2 separate regions of the Homo sapiens genome follow, and region 1 is linked to region 2. Evidence: read pairs that join two places in POLR2A ChIA-PET (ENCODE). Cell type or tissue: endothelial cell of umbilical vein. All regions are shown on one strand. Links, peaks and the distances in the headings refer to the core of each region. The heading gives the core; the rest is flanking DNA.

Region 1 (14,527 bases), core at 6,528-14,527, 1.0 Mb before region 2:
CAAAAGGATGATATGGGGTATCTCTTTCTTTACAAGTAGTAGCCACTGCCATTGAACAAATATTTAAATAATACAAACAATTGTTAATAATTATTTAGCTCCTCTTAAATGAGTCACGTGTCCCCTTTCCATGTATAAAAACCGTATTTATACTTTGTGTTTCCCTTGTGCTACTCAAAAGATCACAATAAAAACATTCTCTTGAAAAATTTACTTAGTTTATTTCACTGACTTAAAAAAAATTTTTTTTTACTGCATTTTATGCTAGATTCACACATTTCACATGGTGGTTGAACATATAAGGAAAGATATATTTTTACCACGGCTTGATAACATTTCTTCAAGATGCTATCCTCACAACAGATTATATTTATTCAGAAAATTTGAAGTGATCTATTTGAAATTACCTCTAGTAGTTTGTTAAAATGTAACAGATCCATTTATAGACTTTTAAAAGATGGAATTTTTATAAAGGTACAGTTGTTTGTTTGTTTTTTAGACAAAGTCTTGTTCTGTCACCAGGCTGGAGTGCAATGGCACGATCTTGGCTCACTGTAATCTCCACCTCCTGGGTTCAAGCGATTCTCCTGCTTCAGCCTTCCGAGTAGCTGGGATTACAGGCGTGTGCCACCACACCCAGCTAATTTTTGTAAAGATGGGATTTCACCATGTTGGCCAGGATGGTCTTGATCTCCTGACCCATTGATCCACCCACCTCAGCCTCTCAAAGTGCTGGGATTACAGGCGTGAGCCAACACGCCTGGCCAAAGGTACAGTTATATGTGAGTTATACAATAGATTCCCAATAGGGTAAGACCCTGGGGGAGTAACATCACTAGAATCCGATGTGTCCATCTCAAATAGTTTTTTACTGAATTGATTATGTCTCAATAATATTTTGGAATCTTGATAAAAACTTACTTGGCTAAAGTATACCATTAATATAAATAAACAATATAAATATAATATAAATAATATAAATAAACAATGGTATTTACCATATTACCTTTACCATGTGTATTTGTATCCAAAACACACTCATTTATACCATATCAAGGCATAGCAACTCCAGTTTGTTTGAAGAACATTACTTGATAAACAGCAACGAAGACAGAAGAGTTGATGGAAATTCTGATATTACTACCACCTCCTTTCCCTACTATTGCCCTTGTAAAACACAGAAATAGTTTGTTCATGTGACCAAATTGAAGTCTTCTTTCACTCAGGAATATAGAATATCCAACATGCGTTGTGGTGCTTTAAAGATGGTCAAAATTCTTTGACATTATCTCATCAAGAGGTGGTGTCAATGTCCTTCTTTCCCAGAATCTGGGTGGGCTCAGAGACTGCTTTGACCAATAAAGCATAGTGGAAGTAAAACTGTGCCAGTGTCTCGGGCTCAGGCTGAAAGAGACTGGCAGCTTTCACTTCCTGTCTTTTGAAAGTCTCTTGAACTTCGGACCTGGGGGAAGCCAGCTGCCGAGTGAGAAGTCTGACTATCCGGAGATGGCGGTGAGTATAGAGAATTTCTGCTAGGTCTCCTGTGTTTCAGCCATCCCAGCCCAGGCACCACGACACATTATCAAAGGACTATCTTGGACCTTCTCATCCCAGCAAACATCCAATGGAGAAGAATGAAGACTCCAGGCATATGATCCCACTCTAGCCATCCCAGGAGCCCCCAGCTATCCAAACAACTACAGCTGTGGCCAAAAACATCGTGTATCAGGGACAAACTCTCTGCTTATGGCTGCTCTAATCCTTGACCTACAGAATCATGAAATTTGTGGATACGGTCATGATCTTGATTTTGGCGATGGTTTCACAGGTGTGTACCTATGTATGCTTATCAAAGTGTGCACTTTAAAATGTGCAGTTTATTATATGTCAATTATATATAAAGCTGTTCAAAAATTTAAAAATAATTGTTGTTTTATACGACTGAGTTTTCAGGTGGTTTGTAATATGACAATAGATAACCTGAACATGCACTTCCTATGTTTTATGTTTATTTCTTCCTGATATTTATTAAAATAAAAATATTATTAAAATACAAACTTGGCATATAAAACTTTACTAGGTATATTAAGTACTTTTTTTACAAAATTCAATTTGTTTTTATTAAATGTCTATAATCTAGACTATAGATTATACAGTCTAGATTATAATCTAATCTATTATATAGATATAATAGATTAAATGAGTTGGCTTTAAAAAATCACATTATGGATTATTATTGATAATATTAGTATTGTTTTTTACTGAAGTGAATTTCTTACCAGAACAGATTCTAGGCATTTGCACATTCACTCTTAAGTTTCTAGATCCAAGTCCATTCCCTAGAACATATTAGATATTCAATAGGTGTTTGGTAAAAATATAAATGAAATATGGAATAAAATCTAAACCTTTTCTTTTGTTTTAATATCTTTATCTAGTATATCTTAGTTTAAATGTATTGCAAATGATTTCAGGACACCAGTGTCTACCTGAGCTAGATTGCTCTCAAGTTTTAGTTTAATATTCAACCAAAAACGCACATTATAAAACAATGTACCTTCTTTTACAAAAAGTTTGCATGTGATGGAGCCAGGTCCCTTTGAGTCCAGCACCTAAGTGTCTAATCACTAATTCATCCTCGTGACCCCAACAGGAAATAGCATGACCTCAAGTCTAACTGACAGGAATGAGACCTACAGAAGAACAAAAAAGGAAGAAAAGTTAATAATCTTTTTTCTGTCCATTTTCTTCTTTATTGTAGGTCAGATGTACGTGATGGTTACCATTATAACTACATACTATGAAAGATTAATCAGTGGAAAAAAACAAGTTAAAGACACACAAAAAACTTCAGAGAATCAACTTCTGGTCAAAAAAGCCCTCCTTTAGCCAACTCTAAACCTCATTCAACCAATATTCTCTATAGTCTTAGAAAGCATTCAGAAGACATAATATTTTTTAAGGACTTCAAGCAGCAAATGGCAGAAGTGACAAGAATTGAAAATAGAGGAAAATTTTGTTTTGTTTAAAGAATTCTAATTTTAATAATGGGAAGTATGCATCCATATTTATGCCAGATTCATATATATGAAATATATATATATATATATATATATATATTTCATGTAAATGTACTTTTGCTAATGAAATAGGAATTCAGGACAATAAGAAGGTCTAGAGGAAGCACCCTTTATGAGTAATTGGTTTCAATGTTCGTATTCTTGATCTAAACAATAAAAAATCAAAACTGCATTTTCTCAATGAATATGTTTTTCTCTGTTTTAAGTCTCAAGAAGTTATGGTAGAAATGCTTTACAGAAAATATTTTTCAAGCCCGGCATGGTGGCTCATGCCTGTAATCCCAGCACTTTGGGAGACTGAGGCAGGCAGATCACTTGAGGTCAGGAGTTCAAGACCAGCCTTTCCAACATGGTGAGAACTTGTCTCTACTAAAAATAAAAAAAAAAATTAGCCTGGCATGGTGATGCACACCTGTAATCCCAGCTACTTGGGAGGCCGAGGCACGAGAATCACTTGAACCCAGGAGGTGGAGGTTGCAGTGGGCTGAGATGGCACCACTGCACTACAGCCTGGGTGACAGAGCAAGTAAGACTCTGTCTCAAGGAAAAAAAAATCTTTTTCATATGATAATACTACAGCTAGAAAGCTAGAATTCTTTCTTACTGATTGTTATATTAAGTCCTTCCTGTTCACTAAACATTACTAAGCATGAAAAAAATCTTTGTGCTGTGGTAAGAATGCTGAAAAATGTATAATTCAAATCCAGATATATGAATAACAACTTCTCACTATAGTTTGGAAAATAAACTAGTATTGGTATATTTTTTGTTTGTTTTAAATAAACTCATCACTGGAGTTCTAGTAAATTTTGCTTCTAGACCATGTGAAAATTTTAAATTAGAAGCTATATAGCAACTAATTTTTTAAATTAACATAAAAATTCTCATTTAAAATGTTCTGAAAATTTTTAAACATATGCAGTTGCTGTAATTTAATACATTCCTCTGTCTTCTACTGTCACTTAATACATTTCTCTGTCTTTTCTGTATCCCTTGTTTCCCGGCAGTAACTCATGCTTTCAAAATATCAGGAAGCAAATGAGAAAAGGAAAAAAAGACATTCATTGTATATGGTAAGCCAAGTAATGAACTAGCTAGATAGTACCTCAGACACTGGAGGAAAATGGCATTGTTAACATAATTGTTTTTCCAGTTAATAATTAATATTGTATAATCTGACCTTAATCTATAGGCTTCTTTTTCATTATAATCTCACCAGAAGTCCTTAATTCTATTCAAATGTTACCTATTTTAGATGATCTATTGCCTCATCCAATGGCTCCCAGTTTCTCAAATACACTAAAATAAATAGCTCTAGTTGGTGATTTACTTAGAAAGAAATGTTACCCCGTGGTCACTTAAATCTAACATCCTCAAAAATTCTTTTTTTATATAAAGCTGTGAAGTAATCCTGCCAAAGGACACTTTGGGCTCCGCAGTGAGTATATTTTTTCCTTAAAAATTGCCAATTTCTTGATCTATATTCTATGATAAAAGTTTTAATATTTTGCTAAGTTAATTAGTATTGCCTATTGACCAACATGTTCTATTTAGTGTACTGCTTCACCAAGTGCCAACATATACGTCTCCAGTGACTGCTGATGGCTGAGTCTCCTTATGTTAGTAAATTTCTAAACATTTTTCTTAGTACATGGAGTAACGTGTTATGTTGATCAATGTTTGATGACACTTAAATGTAACTACAATGCAGTAATTCGAAGGTAAGAAAAAGTTGCCATGACTCTCATTTCTTTGAAATTGTGTACAATGAAAGGCTTCTCAGCATGATACCCCAACTAAAATTTAGGCGTATGACAGCACTTATAAGTAAATCCATTTTATTTGAGTAAATATTGAGTTTCATTTACCTTTTAGCAAATTCCGAAGTAGCATCTCCATAAATTTAAACTGATTTTACTTATTGAGTCCTATTACTAACTTTAAAAGACAATCTACTTTGGATCATTTTGAGCATCACATATTGCTTACGTAAAATAAGTTTAAATCTGAGTCAATAATGATACTAAGCAAACAAATAAAATCATTGGTCACTGTATTAAGTCTGTTTTCATGCTGTTGATAAAGACATACCCATGACTGGGCAATTTACAAAAGAAATGTTTAATTGGACTTACAGTTCCACGTGTGGCTGGGGAAGCCTCACAATCATGGTGGAAGGCGAAAGGCACATCTCACATGATAGCAGACAAGGGAAAAGAGCTTGTGCTGGGGAACTCCTTTTTTAAAACCATCAGATCTCGTGACACTTATCTACTATCAGCACGGGAAAGACCTTCCCCCATGATTCAATTACCTTCCACCAGTCCCTCACATAATATATGAGAATTCAAGATGAGATTTGGGTGGGGACACAGCAAAACCATATCAGTCACCTTTGGAGAATACTAGAGAATTAACTAACTATTCTGAAAATCAGTAATTAAAGGGAAAGAAGCAAACATTTTTTCTGTCTTTCCATAAAAAATTGTACTTTGAACAACCAAATGGGTGATAATGAAAGAAAGTTCCTCTTTATAAAAGTAACTGAAGAGGCCAGGCGTGGTGGCTCATGCCTGTAATCCCAGCACTTTGGGAGGCCGTGATGGGCAGATCACTTGAGCCCAGAAGTTTGAGACCAGCCTGTGCAACATATCTAGACCCTGTCTTTAAAAAGAAAGAAAAAATTTAAAACAGTAACTGAGCATCAGCTATTGTGGGCACACTGCCTATGGGTAGCCCTGCTCCACAAGGAGCAGTTAAAAAAAAAAGTAACTCAGTAGATAAATGAGAAAGGAATGATAATTACAATAACAAGATGTGGCAATCCTGATTTAATTAATGAATCTAAGCAAAAAGCAATGGCTTTGAATAGAACACAGAAAAGAAACAACTAAATATTATGTGCCTCCTGGTTGAAATATACACAATTATCTATGATTTCATCTTTTGAACCTGAATCTGATCAAGCCTCTAGATCTATTCATCAATTTATATAAAACACAAGAGACACAGAAAAGACAAAGGAATGTACTAAACTACAGCATGAGGTACAATCAAGCAAAATTCATACCATGGAAACTATAGAACAAACAATTTAGTTTCTTGCAGAAATAAATTGCAAGGGAAAAATAAAGACATGGTTAAAGACACTTCGGAGATATGCTTACCAGATGCAATTTATGGATGTGTATTAGCGTTCTCCAGAGAAACAGAACCAAGAGGATATATATGGGTATATAAGAGGGAATTTGTTATGGAAGCCAGCTCACATGATTATGGAGGGTGAGAAGTTCCACAACATCCCATCTGCAAGCTGTACAACCAAGGAAGCCAATGTTGTAATTCAGTCTGAGTCCGAAGGCCAGAGAAACTGGGGCCATTGGTGTAATCTTGGAGTCTGAAAGCTCAATGAAGTCAGGAGAAGATGGATGTCCCAGCCCCAAGAGGGAGAGAATTTGCCCTTCTCTTTTTATTCTATTGGAACCCTTAACAGATTGGATGATGCCTGTCCATATTGATGAGGGTGGTTCTTCTGTACTCAGTTTACTGCTTCAAATGCTAGTCTCTTCTGAAAATTCTCTCACAGACCCACCCAGAAATGTTTTACCAGCTATCTGGCTATCCCTTAACCCAGTCAAGTTGACACATAAAATTAACCATCACAGAATGTTATTTGGATTCAGATTTTAATCAACAAAGTGTGAAAAAGTAATAAGATTATTGGAGAAATTTGTGTGTTGGCTGGATATTTAATGATGACAAGAAAGTTTTCATTTTTGCAGGTGTGCTAATGGTATTGTGGGTTTTGTTGAGTCTTTATCTTCTAAAAATACTTCCTAAAATAGTTACAGAAGAAAAGATTTATAATCTGAAATTTGCTTCCAAATTATCCAAGAGTCTGGTGTTGGGGTTGGGGACTGAGTGGAAGTACAGACAAGGCAATCTTGGCCATGGGTTCATGCCCAAATTTCTTATTCTTATTATAAGGACACCAATCAGATTAGATCATGGACCACTCTAATGGCCTGATTTTAACTTAATCACCTTTAAAGTTCTCTTTCCAAATACAGTCACATTCTGAGGTACTGGGGGTTAAGGCATTAGTGGGAATTTGCAGGGACATAATTCAGTTCATAACAAGTCCATTCAGAATCTTGCTCTGTTTATTTGTGATATCAATGCCATATAAACTGCTTAAAATGGTTACCTTCAATATTGGCTCAAAAGCTAAACTTTGTAAGCTCCTGGCATTAATCACCATGCTATACTTTGCAAAGTCCACAGCCAAACAATCCTAACCACTCCTTCACTTTCAGACTAATTCTATAGTTCTATTTTCTCCAATATGGTAGTCACACATGAACTAGTAAACACTTGAAATGTGGCTGATCCAAACTGAGATGTGTTGTAAGTATACATTACACTGGATTTCAAAGACTTAGCAAGAAAAAAAGAAAGATATCTCGTTACTAGTTTTTGTATTGATTACATGTTGAAATGATAGTTTGGATATACTAAATTAGATTATTAAAGTTAATTTCAGCTGTTCCTTCTTCCTTAAAAAATATGGCTAGTAAATAACTTTAAAATTATGTGCTCACTTTATATTTCTATTGGATGGCACTTTTCAAAAGTACAGGTACCTGTCATTTGACCTAAGATTCGCTTCAAAGACTTTCTTTGACTTCCAATTTATAACTCTCCCCAATAATCCCTTTCCTTTTTGCACCACACATTTAATAACCTAGGTGCAGAATTCTAGCGCTATATGCAGTCCTTAATTCACATTTCAAACCTGAAGAACATGTGCCTACTTCTCAGGCAGACAACATGTAATGCTAACTGAAAAAATGTCACTGAAATTTGTTATATTTATTGAAATCCTAAGTGATGGATAGTTCTGTTGCCTTTTACCATTTCCAAGGAAAAAGAGAAGCTATAATAATAGCAATTGACAAAGATACTCTCATTTTTCCTTTACCAGTGGTACTAGATATTCTCAGGCTGCCGCAGTGGCTTACACCTGTAATCTCAACACTTTGGGAGGCCAGTGTGGGAGGATCACTTGAGTCCAGGAGTTCAAGACCCCATCTCTACAAAAAAATAAAAAAAATTGGCTGGGTATGGTGGTACACGCCTGTAATCGCAGCTACTTTGGAGGCTGAGGTGGGAGGATCACTTGAGTCTCAGAGGTCGAGGCAGCAGTGAGCCATGATTGCACCACTGCACTCCGGCCTGGGCGATAGAGTGAGACTCTATTTCAAAAATAAATAAATAAATAATGTAAAAAAGATACTCTCATATTTCATTTATAAACAACACTAGAAAAAGTCTTATGCCCCAATTTTACCAAAACACTAGAACTGGGCTTAATACAGATTTCTAGAAATTTTTGCAATACTTACATATTTGCAGCTGCTAAATTTTGTGACAAAGATAAATACTTCATTTTGCTTAAAAGTTGATGCTGAGAGGAGGAATTGTAGTTAGGAGTATTTCAGCATCAGTAATTTTTTACTTTTTCAGGAACATAAAATATGATTAACATCCACTGCTTGTATTTCTTGGCAGGCTCAGTTGTATCTTACCCAGATTTTCATTTTAGTACAATTAATCCATACAGGTTTAATTAGGTAGATTTAAATGCTTATCAAATGAGTATACTTATTTGGCAGCACAACAGTGGCTCGAAACCTACAGGATTAAAAACTTTGCATTTTGGCTTATCATCTATATCCCTGAATGATAGTTTCCACAATCATCAAAGTAATCTTTAAGAATTGCCAAGAAATCAAATAATGAAAATGTCTGTTTTTAAAATAATTTTAAGGCACTGAAATAGGAAAAAAAAGGTTTTTGGAGAGTCAAGTTTTTATCAAGACTCCTTGTAATTAGATCTCTTTTTCACATCCTTAATTTTGATTGTCTCCTGTAAAATTATCCTTATTAAGTCAACATAGAATCTCAGAATAATTATTTTTATAGTTGAAGTATCCTTCCAAACATTTCCTCAAGCAGTACTTTTGCAGCATTTTGGGGTAATTGGATTACCCATTTGGAGGATTGAGATGGAGGAAAAAGGGGAGAGGGAGAGTACCCTGTTACAGAGAAAGCAAAATACTATAGAAGTGGATTGCTGAATATCTTGTTCCTTGAATGCACTTCAACACTGCACATTAGTAAGCATTATAAAGAATCAATGCAAACATTAATTTAGCTTTCTCAACATTACAGTCTGTAAATGAAATTCTTTAGATTTAAATTGATTACTATAAAAGGTTTACTTTTTTTCCCTTCTTGTATTTCCAAGGGCATACTATGCCACTTAGCTGTGTATTTAACTTCATTTAGCCTCTATCAAGGACCTGAAACAAAATGCTTATAAAGAATGCTATTTTGTCTTGGCGCGGTGGCTCACGCCTCTAATCCCAGAATTTTGGGAGGCAGAGGTAGGCCTGCTTAGGCTGGAAGTTCGAGACCAGCCTGGCCAACATGGCAAAACCCCGTCTCTACGTAGAACACAAAAATTAGCTGGGAATGGTGGTGCATGCCTGTAATCCCAGCTATTTGGGAGGCTGAGGCACAAGAATTGCTTGAACCCAGGAGGTTGCAGTGAACTGCACTCCAGCCTGGGCAAGAGTGAGACCCTGTCTCAAAAAAAAAAAAAAAAAAAGCTCCTATTTTGATACTGGATGGTTGTTAACTTTGTAATGTGGAGTTTGAGACCATAATTACCCCAGAATTCTATAAAGAGTTACACAGTTTATTTTTGAACATTCAAATTTCAAGTCTCATAAGCAAAAATTTAAAAAAATGTTTCATTTACATTTTCAACACCAATCTATAAAGAATTTTCTTTCTTAAGAATGAAATACAACTTATATATCTAAATATGGGGCTTCCCTTACAGTGGTCTTGAAAGGTTTATTCATTAATTTAGTTGATGCTTTTAAGATTCAAAGTATTTTTAGAATTTAACAAGAAATGCCTATTATCCAGAAGACAGTTTTTCTAAATGATGCCAAATCCTCATCTTTTGAGAAAAGGTATGGCTTACAGTAAGTCATTATCACTCAAAGTATTAGGCAAGAGATCAAACTATGTATTATCATTTTTTCTTAAATATGAGCCATAACTATAAATAAGGAGTGATTTCCATATGTCTCTGAAAGAGAAATTTCAGAGAACCTTTTGGGTTGAATAAATTCCAGACAAAAAATTGATCTGTTTCACCTACCTACAACTTAAATGAAGAACATATGTAAACAAGTAACACTGAAAAGATTGCTTTTTATAATTCATTAGTGATTGGCATGTTACTAAAGGTAAAATAGAAAAAAAGATAATCTCATCAGTTTTAGTCAACTACACCCAAGTATATCTATTGAATACTTTTAAAATATTGAAAACATATAGGAAATCCTAAAGTTGTTGAAATTGACACCTAATCTTTTAAAAGTATTTATTTTCCATTTTCAGAATAGCATTCTTGAGTATAATTTAAAAAGAGTGCTGGAACTTGAATCCCCAACAGGGGGGACTGGAACATTTACAGATTAAAAGCATTTTAAAATTCCTGTGTGGCACACTCTACTTTCATAGGATGTGGAGAGGGGAAAAAAATGCTCAATATGCAGTGAATGATTAAAGGGAAGTTAAAATCTAATAGATCTCTTACTTACTTTTAAAAATTTTCAAACTTGACTGAGGCTACATTAAACTATACTCCCCTACCAACTGCTAGTCAAGGATCTATCTAAAAAATATGACTGCATGTCCAGGGATGTGTGGTGGCTCATGCCTGTAATCCTAGAACTTTGGGAGGCCGAGGCAGGAGGATCGTTTGAGCCCAGAGTTCAAGACCAGCCTGAGCAACATAGTAAGACACCTGCCTATAAGTAAATAAATAAACATATATATATATATATATATATATATATATATATATATATGGCTGTGAAAAGTACCTTACCCCAAATCCTTAACTTTAATTGAAAAGATATATTGTTTATATTCATATGATAAAAAAATTGCATTGTTTCTCAAATATGTTATCAAGTTCTATCGTTAAAATTTTTAATTGGCTTGGGGGCATACAACTCACCTTCAATGGATATAATTTTATTTGTTAAATATAATGCCAAGCATATCATTTAAATCTCTTAAACTGAATGCTTACCTTTAACACTTAAGATTTAAAAATTTTCTCTAAAAATATTTGCATTTTAAAATAAAATTTGTAAAAAAAAATCCTATTTTAGCAGGCTTGATTATATCAACTGGTAAAACTTTATTTTACAAGCAATAGGAATTGGATCAAATGATTATTATAACCCAGAGGAAGTATTTTGTAACCACAGCAAATGCCATTATACATACTGCCAATACAGATTTAATAGACAATACTGAACTGTACAAGAGTTATTTATTTTTCCTTAATCTCAAAGCTATTTTTAGTAATACAAAAAAGCCATATTAACATTTTTTTCCGTTAGAAAACATGATGTACAAAACTTTGGATGAAAAGATACGTCAAATTTCATTTAATCACTTGGAGGAAAATCCACCAACTCCATCAATACCACCCAAAGTGTTTTAGGCAGTGAATAAAATCAAAATAATGCATCTTAATAAATTCCAGCTGTTAAAAGAACAAACTTAGCAATATATAACAGTTTGCTAACAGGATTTTTGACTATTCACTTTGGGAGTTATTTTTAAAAATCCACTTTTTTACTGAGTCTTACTACATACCAGGCACTGTACTTGGCCATCTAGGTAACTAAGAAAACGTTGGTTAAGATAGGAAAGACCCATAAATCAGTCCTTTGGTTACCAAATTCAATTTTTAACTTTCAAACATCCTCCAAGATCAAGAAACCCTAACTAAAAATACATACCCTTCTAAGTGTTATTTGATTTTATTAGTAGCAAGGGTGTTTGGTAAGGTCATGAACCACTATTTTTGATCCATTATTCCAATTAAGAATGCGTGTCAAAACCTAATTTGTTATTTTTCTAATGAGTTTAAGATTTGGCATTCAGTTGTTACACATGTGGTTCAATGATTTATCATGAACCCTAAACTGCACACTGCTCAAAAACAGCAAAACAGATGTGCATTAAATGAAATAATGTTTTTGATACATATCTTAAATTTCAATCAGTTTAGGGTCCTTTGAAGGAAAAGATATCCAGTTATCGGGTGGCAAAGAGCAGAGGAGGTAAACTAGTAAAGATTATTAAGATTCAGTGAAGTATTATTGTCTGTCTTATCCTTTGAGTAACAAGATGCTAACACACTTTCAAAAAAAAAAAAAAAAAAGGATGCTTAAAACTATGCTAAAGGCCCATGAACTGACATCATCCATTCAACACCATTACTTTGTTACATAAACCTGTTTTCTTAAGGTAGAACATATTATGCAATAATTTGGAAATTAGCCAAGCACTAAGCAATTACAATAGCAGGTAATACACCATCAATTTTTGAAACACATTTGGTCACATTTCATGACCCATCTGCAGTATGGATTCTATAGACTCTCACTCAGTTTAAAATTTGTTTCTGGACCTGAATGACAAGAGAATGGCTTTATGAAATTTTCTCATAAGACATTTAAATAGTCTTAGGTTCACACCCCTTTTGTTGTAAATGATTTAATCTGACATGCTATATAGCTACAATAAAAATAATTATGTTCAATTCTTAAATGAAAACTAAATGCCAATAAATGGTAACAGATTTGACATGGAAATGTTGTAAGATCTTCCTCTACGTAATCTGACACTGCGGATTATGAATTTCAGAGCTTGAAAACTTCAGATTAAGAACCACAATAAAATTTACTCCTGATGGCATGCAAGATCTTCCTAAAAATTAACCTAAGACCTAGAAGTCTCAGTATTATTAGAACATAAAAAAACACAACAAATTTGTACATTTTATTCACATTTATTTTTCGCTTTTAGTGTGCTCACAGAAAATTAGAACACCTTAAGCAGGAGTTTAATAGCAATTTTTGTAAGCAAAGTTACATTCCATCTCTAAGTCAAATTGGTCAAAGCTTCTCCAGTATTTACAAAACATGATAGACAAGATGCTACACAAAACCATTGCATCTGAAGATTTTTTTTCCTTTATTCTCAAAGACGACTGGAAAAGAAAGCATTATCTGCTGTAATCAAAAACATACCACAGTATAAACAGTAACCATTCCACTTATCACAGCTTGGTTGAGTTTAAAATTTGTGTTTTAAAAGGTCCAAGATGACTGCAGTTTTACAAAAATGGGCAGGGTGGAAAGTTGCAAACTTCATGTGCTTCTGGATATCAAGATTTGTTTTTATACAATAGTCACAGTTAAAAACACCCTGCTGGTAATACATAATTACACTTTATTAAGGTCATAAACCAGCAATAAACAATAAAGCCTATACAACTTGTAGTTCTACTTAATCACTGACTGGTACAGCTAACATGAGATAAGTGAAAAGTTCCTATGGTTTAAATGAACTCCTAAGACTATGATCGTTTTTTTTTTTTTAAATCTGGGTATTGGTGTTTTTTCTTTTTTCCTCTTTCCTTCTTAACTCAAGACTTGTAGTGTTGTAAACCTGCCTCACAAAATACATGGTAATAACTTTTCTTTTAAAAAAAAAAAAAAGACAGCCTTTACACCATTTCTAGTGGCACACTATTTTGGCAATGTTATGCACCACTTCAATTTCCCCATTGTGACCCCATCACTTCATTTGATATCCCTTTTTGACCCACCCATCTCCTTCATATATGGGCATGTCCATAGATTGACAAAGAAAGTTTACACTTTTGAATAAAGATGCAAAGTATGCAAAAACATTAATACTGATGCGAAAAAATAAAAAATAAAAGAGAAACAAGGCAGAGGAAGAAGGTGTTTAAGCTCTCCTCGACCTGTTGGAATGGTGGTTAACAGAATGATTTGAGATGGGATCTGTGGGGAGGGGAGAAAAAAAAAAAACAACAAAATTTGGTGCTTAAAAAAAAGTAAAATAAAAAAAGACATCTTTAAAATCAATCCCTGGTTGTAGACAAGTTCTCCAAAACCAGTACCTGGCACCACTCCAACAAACAAACGGGGGAGAAAAGTTCTTCGATTATCTCACAAAAGCTTGCTCTTTTACTCTGCCGCCTCCGCTGGGGGGGCTTCTGGACTGCACTCGGGCTGGGCCTCCTGTGAGGGGGCTGCGCAGGCTGACGAGGCTGCGGCGGCCGCGGGCTCCTCCGCGGGGGCTGCCTCCTGCTCCGGGGGCGCGCCGGGCCCGGCGGCGGAGGGGGCCTCGCAGGCGGCGGCGCTGGCCCCGGCCTCCTCGGCCTTTTTCTCCTCCACCTTGCTGGGCTCCTCGGCGGCCTTGGTCTCGTCGCTGGCGGGCGGCTTCTCTGGCGCGACAGCGGCCTCCTGGGG
Region 2 (16,055 bases), core at 4,402-12,401:
AAGTGAAGTGCGGCACTCAGAAACGGACCTAGGAATCTGTGAAATCAATGGGCAAATTTGAGATTACATACACTACATTCTGCTTCTTCTTTGTATTTGAAACCTACTCAAAGACTGATCACCTCCTTGGCTAAATAATACCCAGTGGCAGAGAGTCAGGAAAATTACAACAGGAAGATGAGACCATGTTTGACATCTTATCTCTCTAAATCTTCCTTTTTCATGTCCCTCTGGATGCTTCCAGCCCATTAAAATTTTCATTTCTGTGTCCTATTGCAGCAGAAACCCAATCTCCTCTGTAGAATGTGGGTTAGTGTTGAGATAATTAGAAAAGTTAATCTCTCAGGCTTAGCTGGCAATGTTTCTCTGTCAGCATCAACCATAGAGCTGTGCACAAATTAGATGCTGTATACATTGCTTTAAATAAATGTCTTAACTTATGTAAAGTGCACATGTACTCAGAAAGCACTTAAAGGATGGCTAAAGAGGGAATATTCCAATTTGAAAAACACAGAGTTCCAAGCCACCTCTAGGACTGATATGTAGAAAGGACAGACATTTTCTAAACCAGTGCTATTCAAAATGTGGTTGCCTAATAGATATAGCAGCAGCATCTAGAAATTTAGTAGAAATGAAGACCCAAGGCCCCTCTCCAGACCTGAATCACAATCTCAAAGGACGGAACCCAGAATTTTGTACAGAAAAATTTTATGCAAGATACAATTTGAGAAGATGCTTCTCAACCACTGTCCAGTCTCTTTCTCTGTCCCCTTCATGAGGCTCTGGCTTCCTATTGACTTGGCATCAAACATGGTAACCTGAAAGAAGTGTGTGTTATTTTTAGCATTGTGTGTCTATAGTATTCACCATCTTCAATGTTAGCCTTAACTTCCACTTTCTTCTAAAGAACCTTCTCCCCGTTTACTGTTTGTGGTCACATCCCACAATTAATTACCTTCACACACACATTTGCAACATTATTCAAACTTGAATGCCAATTGTATCCTTCTTCATCTGTCAGGAATATATTAATATTTTAAAATAAATCCTAAAAACCCACCTTCTCCTTGACTTTCCTGACATACCTAGAAACCACACCGAGAAACAGATCTATTTTTGTATACCCTCATATCACATCATTCACAAATCTCTTGTGATCACTGCCACATTTTGCCATGTGTAATAAGTGTTCCTAGAAAGCAGAGACGGGGGCAAAATTGTGTATGCTAATAGTTAACCAGATCAGATAATCATAAAGAAGCAGAGGTAAGGAGAAAAGGGAGGAAGATATAGGGAAAGAGAAGAAATTAAACTCAAGAGAGTGAATTCCTGACATGGGTACTGCTTGTTATCAAGTACAACTAATTGGTTTTTCTTGAGGAATCATCCTCATAGAGCCCATATAAATGGTGCATCTCAGGACTCTGTGCAGAGTGCAGAACCGAGAAATAATTATATGCTGGCTGCTGTCTTCCACTGGTCAAAAGTTTGTTCTATGATGTGCTAATGCCCTCTTTCTTCTCAATTGCATTTGAGTCATTCTCTCTGCAGCTTGAAGTTTAGCACTAACAGGAAAGCTCAAGGATGGGAGGTGAAAGGGAGCAGTGAGGACAGTACCCAAGCACTGTCAGGTTCTGTCCATAAGAGATTAGTCTGAGCCCATTCAAAGCTGGCCGACTTCATGGCAATTGGCAATCAAAGGTGGATGAAGGTCCAGAAAGAGGTCATGCTGAGAGGATGTAAAGTGGTACTTAAAGATGTCTGATAGAAATTGTGTGCATCTCTGGCTTATCTGTCCATGGAGACCATTCTTGAGGTTAGACTTGGCATTTCATATTTTCACAGCGTCTAGTGTTTATTTTAAACATCAAAGGTCCTCCCTGAATGTGCTGCAGAAATGCAAGACTACCAGTGGCTTAAAAATGTTTGCTTAATTAATTGCACTGTAATTAATCAATTCTCTCTACATCAGGTATTTACAGCATAGAAACTTACTCTATAAGGCAAGATTCTTTACCTGTATTTTTTCACTGTGTTTCCCAAGAATCTAGAACAATACTTGGTACATAATGGGTATTCAAAAAAATTTGTTGAATGAACGAATCTCATCAAATTCCAAAGAAGAGAAGCACATGGTCTTGAACATACTCATAATTTGAAGAAGCCATTAATATCAATCATTAGAAAAGGTGAAAGGGGCATCTGTGACCTTGTCAGTTTTTCCCAGCTGTAAAACAGGAATAATTATAGGGCAGTGGAATTCACTATTATACAAAATTGGAAGCTTCTAGTTTAATTGTGCAGGACACTTGACCATAATAAGCCTTAGTCTCCTCATAGCCCTTATCTGTTAACTAGATTACATACTGTAGACTAGTTTTTTTTTTTTTTTTTAACAGAAGTTAACATGAGACTCCAGAACAGTACTGGCCATCAACATCCAGCTGTCAGATGTGAGAAGAAAGAGAGTACATGATAACAGGAAGGCTTTACAGGGTATATACCATGTCTGCTATATTTCTCTGGCCAAAACTCGGCCACATGACCACACTTAATAGCAAGGGAGGTTGGCAGATATAGTTTCACTATTTGTCTGGACTGAAAGAAAAAATGCTTAGTGAATAAATAGCTAATTTAAGCCACCAGAATTAAATAGTAGATTTCACATTGGCTTCTTCCTGTCTGTGAAGTTTGTGGGATACATTTTTGCAAAGACATTCCATGCGTTCCATGTAATTTCTGATATAAGGTAATCTACTTGGAGGGAGGTGATAAGGAAGCTCAGAGTAAGTTTTCATTGCATAGGTGTATGTGTCAGGCTATAATATTTAAAGCATATGGAGGTCTTTTTCAGATTTGGACAGAAGTGGGGGAGCACAAAGGAAGTGTGGTTATTCTAGGATCCACTATCAGACTTTCTTTGCAATTAAAAAATCTCCATATGCATGCCAGCTATTTTCATTTTGTGGGCAGTTGGGAGATGACTGCAGTGTCCTGGTACTGCGGCGAACAACCTGAATCCACAAAAGTTAGGGTGATCAATTGATCTGCAGTGCCAGCTTTGGCATATCTCCAGTAACCGCTTTGTTATATTTATAGTACTTTATTTTACAAGTATTGTTAATAACAACAATGGTTCTCACTTAGTACATTAACTGGTAGTGCCACCTAGATTTAATGACAAAATGGCAAATTAATTCATATTACATTTCGTTAAGGAATATGAGATAAATCCATGAATGAAGTGAAATTAAGCTTTTCTGGCTCATCATATTTAATTTTAGAAAGTCATAACTTTATTTTATTCTAGGTGAAATGATTGATAAGTAATTGTTTTTCTGACATACAAAATTTAGATTCAAAAGTACCACATTTTCATTTATTATGTTGTAATTATTTTGTATTAGAAACACCTTTAAATAATTATAGAGGCATTCATAAATCAATGAATGTTATGTACAGAGGGATTGCAAATTTATTATCACTACAGCATCTTACTAACAAAATGCAAATTAAATTAATAATTAAGAGTTTAGTTTTCATATTTAGACTCCCTCAGACAAATATTCTTTTAGTGTTTTGAAATTTTTAGATTATGAATGATGTGTAGAGTAAGTTTTAGACTACCCATTTTCTTAAAGGTAGGTCCCTTGCTTTTTCTATAAAACCCTTCCAAACCTGCCTTGGAAACTCCACTTTTTATACAGTTCACAGATGATTCCTATGATTTATAACTCAGTAACACAAATATCTTTAGAGGCATTGCTCATATGGATGCATATTTTAAACTCTAACCTTATGTTCCTTTCTATGTTTTCTTTTAGAAGGCGGAAGAGGAAAAATTTCAAACAAACATTTTAATAACAATATATTTTTAGGAACCACTCATCTTCTGCTTTTAGGGATTTATTTTTTTCCCTCTTTCACAGACCCCTCCCACCATAACATCTGCTCCCTCCACCTCCCCACTCCAATCAGCTCAACCAGTTATATTAAAATAAAAAGAAATTTATCACTAGATTTCTCTGGGTAGAAGCGAGGTCCCTGCTCCCTTGAGAAATGGAGCACTCTAACTCTACTCATCTTCACTCTTTGGCCACCAAGAATTCCATTGTCTGTTGTGTCAGACGCAAAACACAATCATGGTGATAGGGATCATCTAACGTATGAAAACTTTAACAGAATATATTAAAAATTAAACTATTCTGCCCTCATATCCTCGTCTCATTTACTTCATGTATTTAGTATTACACTTCAATTTTCTAAGTTGCAAAATAAGTACCCAGAGTATGGATGTGTCATATACTTTTCTTTTTTTAAAAAAATTGAGTATTTAATAAGTGTGCAGTCACCAGTAGTTGAATTGAACAGTTGTTAAATTGAGTAAATTTTTTCATGATTGTTTCAGTTTCTGTAAACCCTTTGGTAGCAATTTGTTTTTCCTATTGCAAAACAATACTCTGTATAGACTAAAACTACTTTAGGGTATATATTCTTATACTATTCACATGATGATAAGCTTGACAGATCAGCTGATATTGATTTGTTATAAAGTATTGAAAGAAATTTTCTTCTGTTTAAAAATTAATAAGGTGGTGTACTGGAAATATTTCCTCCAATATTAAAACATTGTTGTAGGCAGCATGAGGACATGAGTTCTTTGTAGCCCCAAATACTTTTACTTTAGAAAAGATGCCTGTGCTATGAAGAATCATCCTTTCAGCACTGCCTGTTAATTCCAATCTCACAGAATTAACATCAAGTACAGATTCTGTTTATATTTCTCTATAGGATTTTATGTGATTGTGAGAAGAAAGATAAAAAATTATTTTGCAAAGCGTGTTTTATTTCAAGTTCTGGATGAAAGTAAATCCAATCATTTTGATTACAAATATTTTCAAATAAATTTGAAATAGAAAACAGTCTAATATTCCTCCATATATGTACAAACAAAAAAGTGTCATGAACTTAGTGTAATAGCTGGAGGTCTTCACTAGAGGAAAGAAATTTTAATTAAAAATAAACTACTTTAATTCGTCTATTATTCACAACTGTTTATAAAACTATTGTGTCCCAGGAACTATACTAGACATAGGAATTATAAAATTTAAAGAGCTAGTCCAACTTTTAAGATTAAGGTGTAAGTAGGAAAAGGAGACACATAAGAAAACAAATTATAGCCCAGTATAACTGCAGGAGTAAAGACATGTCCAGAGCACTTGGAGACAGCATGGAGGACAAGCATATAAGCCTGCCTTGGAGTCAAAGTTTTAAGACTGGAGAAGTGATTATAACTTTCAGAAGGTTTCCAAGTGGACTAGTCCATGCATAGGTGAGAAGGAATATTCTAAGCAAATGGAGCAGCCAGTGTAAAGGTAGGAGGGAGCAAGACATGTTTAAGCAAATAAAGTTAGCTCAATTTTGCTGGGGGCAAAGGGTGGTGGTGGTATGCATTGAGGCTGGAAATGATGTTTGAACAACCTTGCATTTCAAACGACTGCTCCCACTGACATAAGTAATTCTTGCAGAGCTGTGAACATAGATACCTTATAATCACTGTGTGTAAGTGGGTATGCGTGCTTTAAAAATATCAGCTGGGAGGCAGTGCAGAGAATGGGTTGGGGAGTTGTAGGAGTGGAAAGATTATGCACAGGGTGAGTTACATTGAGGCCATTATAGTTATCAAGAGCAGGAGAATAGAGATGTTTAGAAGGTTGAATTGAAAGGGCTTGTTGATTGCACAGATGTGAGTAGAATAGAAAAGCGAGTATGAAATGACCGCTAGGTTCATACATGAGGTTAACAGGGTACATGGTGGTGCTATCACAGAGAGAAATAATGCAGATCTAGAAGCATGTGTGTGTGTGTACCTTTGTTGGAGGGTATGGATACAATATATGACAAAATCTTAAAACATGGTTAAATGGTTTTCAGGATTTCAACTTTTTTTCTACAATGTATATGGTTTTGATAGCTTTTAAGCTCCAAATTAAACACATCCCCTTCACTCCCATACCAGGAAGAGTTCCGTCATTATTTCATCCTGTATCTAGGATAGCCTATATGCCTATCAATTCAGAACCATCTGTGTATGATAAAGCTATCGCTTCCAATCCTGCACGTCTCTCTTGTTTCACCTAACCCTTTCTTGTCAACCATTTTCATCACTGTCATTGCTGTCTTGTCTCTAATCTCTAACTCTTTAAAAGAACACGGCTTCAAATTCCTCTTTCCAAATTTCTCCTGGTTCTCCTTTCATGATAGTCAAATAATATCAGTTAAAAGAACAGAAATATTTTCCCAACTTAGGGCATTTATACTTTCAGCTGATGAAACTCTAACGGGCATCTCTTTTTTTTTTTATCTAAAGCTTTACAGGTTGCCTACTTTCCCTCCTTCCCCTTTTTTGGGTATGAACATATTTCAGGGTTTTATCTTTCCTCTCTGTTCCTCTATCTCTTTATTCACAGAAAAATTTATGAAGTGAGAACTGAATTTAAATTTCTTAATTCAAATTCAGCCTCTGCTGAGCTTAACTTTTGTTCAAATGTTTATCCTGCAAGGCACAATGTTTAATACCTCAGACCCAAGTTTTCTGCTGTATTTAAAAGGGGATAACACATATTTGTAGAGTGTTGAGAGAATTAAAGGAAATGCTGTATATATAAAGCACTTAGTATAGTTCCTGACAAGTGGTAAGTAGGACATATATGTTAGTTTTATTACAAATATTGTTATAAATATTACTAGACACTTCAAGTCAAATAATTAGGAAATTTTCTGGTTGCTACACTTAGGTATAGTTTAGACTGATAATCTTAAGAGAGAGTGCTTTTTCATTTTTCATTTTAAGATTAACATTTGTTTGAGTTTGCTCAAAATAAGTGACATATTATATTTCTTTAAATAGTGAAAACACTTGTAAAAACAAAACTGTAATAGGTTAATTTGAACCAGTTTTCTAATTTCCATGAGTATTTTTATTATGTTTTCATTTCTCATAATCATATGGTCATAGAAAGAACAATCTGAGAGTTAACCAAATTAATAGTACCCATAAAAATTGTTAATTTGATGATGTGCTGATTTTATTATTAATAGTTTTTAATAAAATACTCTCCAATGGATAGTAACACATTGCCTATAATTTTATGAAAATAATGCAATGCTCAGAAAACACACTGGCATTTTCTTTTGATTACAAATCAGTGGGGTACCCTATAACTCAATAAAAAGTTTTGTGGAATTCATGTTTCATATGTTTGGATGTGCAACAAATACAATATTGATTTGTTGCCTACAGCGAATCATAATAACAAATACCAAAGGAAAAATGAAACTACTTGTCTCATTTGTATTTCACTTCTTATATAAAGAAAAATAGCATTTGCATTAAAAAATAGAAAATAAGCATTAGTAATGTGGAATGGAAGTCCTTAAAGATAAGAATATTATAAAGTACAGGCTGTTGGGCTAAAACGTTATCTCTGACTAGAACAAATGGTGTCATGGAAAATTACTGTAGTCTTAAGGAGATTCACATATGAGATAGCTGAACCACTGCCAAGAATATCTAAAGAACATACAGAACAGGAAAATCACCATAAATCTTAATAATGGACAAACAGAAATTTTCACCATAAAATTGAAATAAATACTGTTTTTTTCCTGCAAAGTTGTATTCACAGAATGGTTGTTTAGTTCTTAGAAAACTGCATAAATTTACTAATGTCATATCATTGTCTACTAGTCTTTTATAAAAAAATAAGGCAAAATCTGGTCATCAAGGAAATTCTATCAATATAGTTACATACAATCTCTAAATTTTACCGTGGAATTTATAAAAACTCTTGCTGTAGCCTTATAAATAATAAGAAATAATATATTCTTCGGAATAATTAGATTTTAATAATAATAGTAATCAAAACCGATAATGGGTCAATCAATTTAGTAAATGGAGGCTCTGTCTACAAATTTGTTTTATTCAATAGTTTATTCTTTAAAATTGTCATCAAGGTAATATGTAAATATTTAAGTTCTCATAGTACAAAGTAGTTTATGCTTACAAGCAGTAGTTCCTACCCCATCTCTCCCCACTGCAAACACACTCCCTGGAAGCAATAATCTGTGATTTCAGTGTTTAAATTAATTGCCTCAATTTTCTCTAAATGATTGTTCATAGTACCACTTCTTGATGTTTTAACTTTAGCCATCATTTATTGCTTATTATGCTGTGGCTGTAAAGATTTAGCTTACTTAAAAATCTGCTTCATCCTCACCTCTTCTTAATAAAGTTACAGCACTACTTTACTTTTTATGTCTTTAAAGAATATTCTTTAAACCAAGGATTGACAAACCATGGCCTGTAGGCAAAATCCAGCTTGCTGCCAGTTCTTGTAAATAGAGTTTTATTGAAACACTGCCTTATCCATCTGTTTAGGGTTCTGTATGGATAATTTCATACCACAATGCCTGGCCTGAGTAGTTGCAACAGAAACCGTATCACTTGCGAAGCCTACAGTATTTACTATCTGGCCTTCTAAAGGAAAAATTTTGCTAACCTCTCATTTAAACTTCTGTTTTTTTAAGTTTTTGTTTGTTTTTCAATTTTAGACAGTATATACCATCCCTTTATTGCTAGATAAGTATATCAATACCCATAATCATTTCTTTACTTCTCATACTTCTTCCACGCACCAACTTGCATGAGCCATAGTTTGACTTTTGTATTGTCAAGATTGATGACATTTAAATTCTACTCCATTATTATGACAAAACTTCATAATTCATCTGTGAATTGAACCTAAAAGTTAAAAACCAATACTTTTTTACATTATTATTGTGTGCATAATGCCCCATACATACTTCAGTAAATACATACTTCAATATCTACTTCAATGAGATTTCTACTCTGCCACTCAAGAAAGCATATGCAAATAAATTCTCCTTTGTGACATTCCAATAGCTGGTCAAAGGTATGCCATTTACTTTAAGTATAATCCATGATTGTGGTAGATATTATTCTAAGATGACCCCCAAGATCCTCAGGTCCTGGTGTATAGACTTTGAATAATCCCCAGTACAATGAGGGTGATGGCTGTCAGTTCTGCGATTAGATTATGTTATATGGCACAACTGACATTAAGAAAGGGAAATTATCTGGGTGGACTTGGCTTCATCATGAGCCCCTTACATCTAGATTTTGATTTCAGATACGAAAGAAGCAGAGCAAGAAGTCAGAGACACGTGTTCCTGCTGACCTAGGAAAAAGCAAACAGCTACATTGTGAAGGGCCAGTGAGGAGGGGCATCCTCTAGGGGCTGAGAGCTATCCCCTGCTGACAGCTGACAGCCAATAAGAAAACAGGGACCTCAGTCTTATAAGCACAAATAAACAAATCTAGCTTGGAAAAAAACAAACAACAAAACAAACAAACAAAAAATTTAAATGAGTTTGGAAGGGGATTCTCCCCTATGGCCTTCAAACAAAAACTTAGTTCTACCGACACCTTGATTTTAGCCTTGTGATATCCTGAGCAAAGAACCTACCCTGTTCCAGATGTCCCACCCACAGAACTGTGAGATAATAAATGAATAGTATTTTAAGAAGCAGAGTTTGTGATAATTTGTTACATAGCAATAGATAATTATTCCAACACTCATGAACTGAGTTTGGAGAGTTGAAGAATCCCTGAAGACAGTCAGGATATTTTTCTTTATCCTTTTGAGGTGGTCTTAAGATATGACCACAAACACTTTGATGCTCATCCTACAAAAGGTTGGGTTTAATTTCTCTCCACTTGAATATGGGCTGATGTTCGTGACTTGCTCCTAATGAATTTAATGTAACCTAAGTGATGCTGTGTGACTTTCAAGGTTGGTTAAAAAGTGATAGATGTCAAAAAACAGAAATAGCCAAAATGTCTTTCAGCAGGATAATGGACAAAAAGTACAGATTTATACTTTGGAATGTTGTTTCATGATCAAATCAAATAAGCTATTAATTAATCCATACAACAACATGGATGAATCGTAAGTACATATTCCCAAGTGAAAAAAAAATCAGTCCTGTGAGGCTGCATACCATATGATTGCATTGAAATGATACTCTGGAAAAGGGAAAACCATAGAGATGAAAATCTATCAATGGCACCAGCGCCTTTGGGAAGGGAGAATGTTGACTAAGATGAGTTGAAGAACTGAAGATGTTTTTATGACTAAGGAATGAATCAAAATGATACTGTTTGACCCCTCCTTTTCTCAAAATCCATAGGACTTCAAGGACTAAGAATAAAGCTTAATAGATGAATTTAAAAAAAAATCAACCAGGAATACAGGAGATCCCAGGATAGAATGCAGACTGTGTCAAAATAATCTAACTGTATTACAAACGTGTGATATAATCTCACTGAAAAGGGTGGAGAAAATAAGTATTCAGCTAAATAACTTTGGAAATGACTGAAAACTGGAAGAATAAAGACCAGGAAACTATACATAAGCATTGGATTGTTGCTGCTAAAGTTGTTTGTCATGGGAGTACAGGTTAAGAATTCTGAAATTCTGCACATATATACTAGAATTGAACAATAAGTAAATAGATGGCAGGTGGTAGAAGCCAGGTTTTTTCTGTTGGAGTTAGCAGTTACAGAGAAGCAAGGAGGAAAGGCTGGAATGAAGCATAAGGTACCAGACTAGAATCAGAGATATTTGTAGGGACTTGTGTCTAGCTTAATATAGATATTGATAGATATATAAAAGCAAAATTATATATATGTGTGTATATATATACATATGTATATATAATACACGTGTTAGTATGCATACATATATTTCCTTGCTCCATTTGCTGAGAAAGCCTAAAAGCAATGAGTACTCCAGCGTTCAGACAGTTTCTAACTCCATTCTCCAATAAAAGTAAGCAGGGCTCCTTTGAGAAATGTTTGGTTCTAGAGCTGGGAGGGAAAGTGTACAAGATGAACCTGGAGTATGTTGATGTGCTAAAATTTAGGGTATTGCTCAAAAAACAAAACAATGGCGGTAATTCAAAGGAACACTTTCTAACTGAAAAAATGCTTAATGGTCAAAGCTGAAACAATGTGAGCAACAAAATGAATAAGATATTGAATTATAACCCAAAGTACAAAATAAATATCTGTGAGTCTGTACCACTACGATTGAAAACTAAATGAGAGAGAAGACAGAAATCTTCCATAGAGAAAAATGCCAAATAATTTAGGTAGATACTGCACCCTCAGGGAAGCAGAGCATGAGTTCTTCCTCACATATGGGCTGTGCTTAGTGACTTGTGTCCACATAATATAGTATAGAAAGGAGGGAAATAAAATAACTTTACAACAGAGAAATCTGAAAAACAATACTTTAGTGAGGTGAACAAGGTTAACATCATCAGTGAGAAGATAAGTTCTCTTGCTGTATTATATTGGGAATGGCACTTCACCTCTGTGGTCTTCCTCTCTACACAAACATAACCCTGGTCTTAACATGAGAAAAATATCAGATGAACTCAAGATGAAGGACATTCTGCAAAATACTACCAGTAATCGTCAAAAGATGTTAGAGAAAAAGGAATACAATCTAAATAAATGATGGTGTTTCTTTAATAATAATATATCAATATTGGTTGAGGAGTTATGATGAATATAATGGATTAATTTAAGATGTTAGCAATGGGGTAAATGAATGCAGGGTATGTAGGGACCCCGTACTATCTTTCTAACTTTTCTGTTAATCTTAATTCTAAGACAAAATGTGTATTAGAAAAGAAAAATGGTAGCGTTTCTGTCTGCCTCTTTCTCTCTCTTTCTCTCTCTCTCTCTCTTTCTCTCTGGATATGTACCTTAGGAGGCCTGAGTTAACATGTAAGATGTCTAACTATCCCGAAGCCACTATGCTGGAAGGATCACATGGAGAGACCACATAGAGATACAAAGATGCCTGAGGAAACCCAGCTGTTCAGCACAGATGTTTTTTAGTTTTCCCGTTGCCCAGGCATGCGAGTGAGTGAGCTTTCCAAAGACTTTAACCCCAGCCTTTGAGCTGCCAGAGCTGACATGAAGTAGAACAGAGATGAGCTGAGCTTTGCCCCACCTGCAGATGTGTGAGTAAAATTAATGTTGCTGTTGTTTGAAGCCATGTTTTTTAAAATTTAGTTTTTACACTGACAAACAAAAATTGTATCTATTAGTGCACAACATGATGCACACATGATGTTTTGATATATGTATACATTGTGGAATGGCTACATCAAGCTGTTTCACATATTAATGAAGTCTCGAAATCTTGAAGTGGTCTGCCACACAGCACTAGATAAATGGAACACTCCTGTTTTCTAAGATTTTACAATGATACCTCTAGAAAGCATTTCTTAAGTATTACTCATTTTGTTCAATATTTGTTCAATATTTCAAAGTATTCAATTTTGGCTCAATTTTTTAAAGTATTACTCATTTTGTTCAATATTTGTCAAGCTCTTTTAGTTTAAGCATATCTACCATAGCTCTGGAAATATTCTTGTACTTTTTAAAAATAATTTTATCTCCATTTCATGTATGCTCCCTTCTCAGAAAACTAATTCAGTGCTGAGTGTCTTAAATGAATACCTTGTCATTGTTATCTTTTTCCTATGATTATGTGTTTTAATATATATTTGAGGAATTCCTTTGACTTCATCTTCTAACAATTTTTCAATTACTAATTTTGTAATTAGTAATTATTTCTTTTCCCTTGATCCTTAATTTGGTGAGTAATGCTACTCTTTTATTTTATGAATTTTATATATATATATATATATACACACACACACATACACATCTTTCTAAGAATAAATTGCCCTTCTACTTCTTACATTACTTTTGTTTTCTTTCACATTTTAAAATGATACAATAAAATATTTGCTTGATACCACTCTGTTCATAAATGAGTTTTATTGACAGGTTGCTTTTGCCAAACAGGATACAGAGCTGAGTGTCAGTCACTGTGCTTAAAATTTTCTAAATGCCAGAATATACTAGTTGCCCCATTTCTTGCTAGGCAGCTAAATTTATTCTGAGACTGATTTTCCTTTGGCTGTTTACTTAGTTGTATATATTTGCTTTGGTAGTTAATACCTGGCTTCTGGATTAGAGATGGAGAATTATTACAAACATAGGAACTTAATTATTCTTTCTCTTTCAGACCCACTTTTCACTCCAATCATCTGGGGTCACTTGCATTATTGCCAGGGGCAGCCTAGTTTCCCCTTTACCTGCAGCCCCCTCTGGATTCCATCAACTCATCTGTTTTTCATCTTTCAGAGATATTTTAAGTGTCTGCTGATGTCTCACTTTCTATTATGCTTATGGTTGTAGGATTAGATCATTTTCATTCATTTAACATCATTATAATGGCTATCAATGGATAGGAAATAAAAGTGTTCACTCTTGAATTAGAAGTTGACAACTTTATTACTGATCCAGGAAAGGATATTAATAAGATAAGATTTAAATGTTTATAGTGCATGAAATTGAAAAGGAAAGCTGAAGAGTAAAAGCCAATTGTAAAGGCTAAATTCATTGCCAGGTATTATTATTATTACTGTTATTTTTGTTGCAATTGCTCTCATCATCATCATCATTATTCCAGATACATATTTATTTGCTATAAGACAACCCAACTACTTTTCACTGTGTCCTCTGTTGCCATCCTAGTCTAAGTCACCATTATTTCTCACCTGGATTACTCCAAATGCCTAGTAAATGCTTCCATGCTTTTCCTATTATCCAGTGAAAACATGGTTATCAGAGTAATCTTTTAAAAATAAAAATCAGATCATAAAATGCTCCAATTGGTTTGCCAATCTCTTAGAATAGAACCAAAATCTTGTAATGAGCTATAAGCCTATATAACATACATCCTGCCTACAGTTTGACTTCATCTCATATTTCTCTTCTTTCTTATTTCCTATGCTCCAGACATTTTATCATTTGCTTTAATCACACTAGTTTTGGTTTAATTCCTTCAACTTGCCAAAGCTTGTCCCTAGAGCACCCTTTACATGGATGGCTTTTGCTCACCATTTGTCTCACATCCAGCCCCTTCCCATACCTGAGAGGCCTTCTTGACTACTGTACCTTATTAGAGCCTCCCTCCCAGTTAATCTATGTAAATCTTGATCATTTTTTAGTCTATATCTCTATGGACATTCTAGACATTCTATATTTATATATTTGATTACATGTTTAGCATTCATCTCCCTCAGAAGAATGTAGGTTACCTGAGGAAAGGGATCTTTATTTTCATTGTACAGAACCATGGTCCTGATACCTAATAGGGACTCAGCATAACTGGTTGAATGATAGGTATTGCATCTCTTCTTATGAAAAGTATACAGACTTTGAAAGTTTAAATAACACCCAAGTTCACACATCTGGTTAATGATAGAATTGAAGTCAATCCAAGTATTTAGTTAGGATTTGGAAAGTCCATAATTTTTTTAAAGCATAATGGCTCAATATAAAATACATCTATGTTCAGCTCATTTAACTAAGGCAAGTATTGGTCTCTAAGAGGTGGCCGTCCTCAAAAGGCAGTCAGAGACCCAGGTCCTTTCCATCTGTGGCTCTCCATTCTCATTGCTGTATCTAGCCAACAAAATGGAAAAAAGAGCATGGGATATTTTTGTGAATCAAGTGTGGAAGTGTTACATACACTCACATTCCACTAGCTAGAACTCAGTAATATAATTTATATAACTACATGTAACTGCAGGAAAGTTTGGGTAGTATGGTTATTATGAGTTAAATTGTGCCTTGCAGGCAAAGATTTCATGACGAAAATGCCAAAAGCAATTGCAACAAAAGCAAACATTGACAAATGGGATCTAATTAAACTAAAGAGCTTCTGCACAGCAAAATAAACTATCATCAGAGTGAATAGACAACCTACAGAATGGGAAAAAAATTCTGCAATCTATCCATGTGACAAAGGTCTAATATCCATAGTCTACAAAAACTTAAACAAATTTGCAAGAAAAAAAAAAAACCATTAAAAACTGGACATAAGACATGAACAGACACTTCTCCAAAGAAGACATTTATGTGGCCAAGAAACATGAGAAAAAGCTCTACTTCACTGATCATTAGAGAAATGCAAATCAAAATCACAATGAGATACCATCTCCCACCAGTCAGAAGGGCTATTATTAAAAAGTCAAGAAACAACAGTTGCTGGAGAAGCCGCAGAGAAAAAGTAATGCTTTTACACAGTTGATGGGAATTTAAATTAGTTCAATCATTGTGGAAGACAGTGTGGTGATTCCTGAAAGATCTAGAGACAGAAACACCATTAGATCCAGCAATCCCATTACTGGGTGTATGTATATACACCCAGTAATGATTTATAAAGAATATAAATCATTCTATTGTAGAGACACATGCACATGTATGTTCACTGCAGCATTATGCACAATAGCAAAGGCATGGAATCAATCCAAATGCCCATCAATGACAGACTGGATAAAGACACTGTGGTATATATACACCATGGAATACTATGCAGCCATAAAAAGGAACTAGATCATGTCCTTTGCAGGGACATGGATGGAATTCGAAGCTGTTATCCTCAGCAAACTAACACAGAAACAGAAAAGCAAACACTACATGTTCTCACTTACAAGTGAGAGCTGAACGGTAAGAACACTAGGCGGAGGGAGAGCATCAGAAAAATTAGCTAATGGATGCTGGGCTTAATACCTAGGTGATGAGTTGACCTGTGCAGCAAACCACCATGGCACACGTTTACCTATGTAAGAAACCTGCACATCCAACAAATGTACCCCAGAACTTAAATAAAAGTTGAAGAAAAACTAAATACATAATAAATAAAAAACATAAATAAAAAATAAATTGTGCCTTTCAAAAAATAACATTGAAATCCTAACATACAACACCTTAAAATGTGACCTTATTTGGACATAAGGTTATTGCAGATATTGTTATTATAGTTATGTTAGGGTGAGATCATACAACAGGATTAAGGTTGGTCCCTAGTCCAGTATGA

What was found. Peaks named below come from ENCODE experiments on the same cell type or tissue, not always from the same donor. Only the 100,000 strongest peaks of a DNase experiment are listed, where the experiment ranks them.
Region 1: POLR2A ChIA-PET joins it to region 2 with 5 read pairs; 3 of 35 experiments call an interaction of 5 or more read pairs at or near these places.

What each region holds. Positions count from the first base shown.
Region 1 is chr6:113,860,295-113,874,821 of GRCh38, reverse strand. MARCKS (myristoylated alanine rich protein kinase C substrate) reads right to left here. Exons shown (of 2, transcript NM_002356.7): 2 at 11,347-14,527. The coding sequence ends at 14,243. It overlaps MROCKI (MARCKS cis regulating lncRNA promoter of cytokines and inflammation), which reads left to right and starts at 1,475. Exons shown (of 3, transcript NR_038863.2): 1 at 1,475-1,828; 2 at 4,088-4,153; 3 at 4,479-6,809. It overlaps LOC124901382 (a long non-coding RNA gene), which reads right to left and starts at 1,417. Exons shown (of 3, transcript XR_007059716.1): 1 at 999-1,417. In endothelial cell of umbilical vein, for the core only: no CTCF peak of the experiment used is centred there; no DNase peak of the experiment used is centred there; H3K4me3 peaks cover 1,402 bases; H3K27ac peaks cover 646 bases.
Region 2 is chr6:112,842,824-112,858,878 of GRCh38, reverse strand. It overlaps LOC107986634 (a long non-coding RNA gene), which reads left to right and starts at 12,059. Exons shown (of 6, transcript XR_001744303.1): 1 at 12,059-12,117. In endothelial cell of umbilical vein, for the core only: no CTCF peak of the experiment used is centred there; a DNase peak (open chromatin) is centred at 7,518.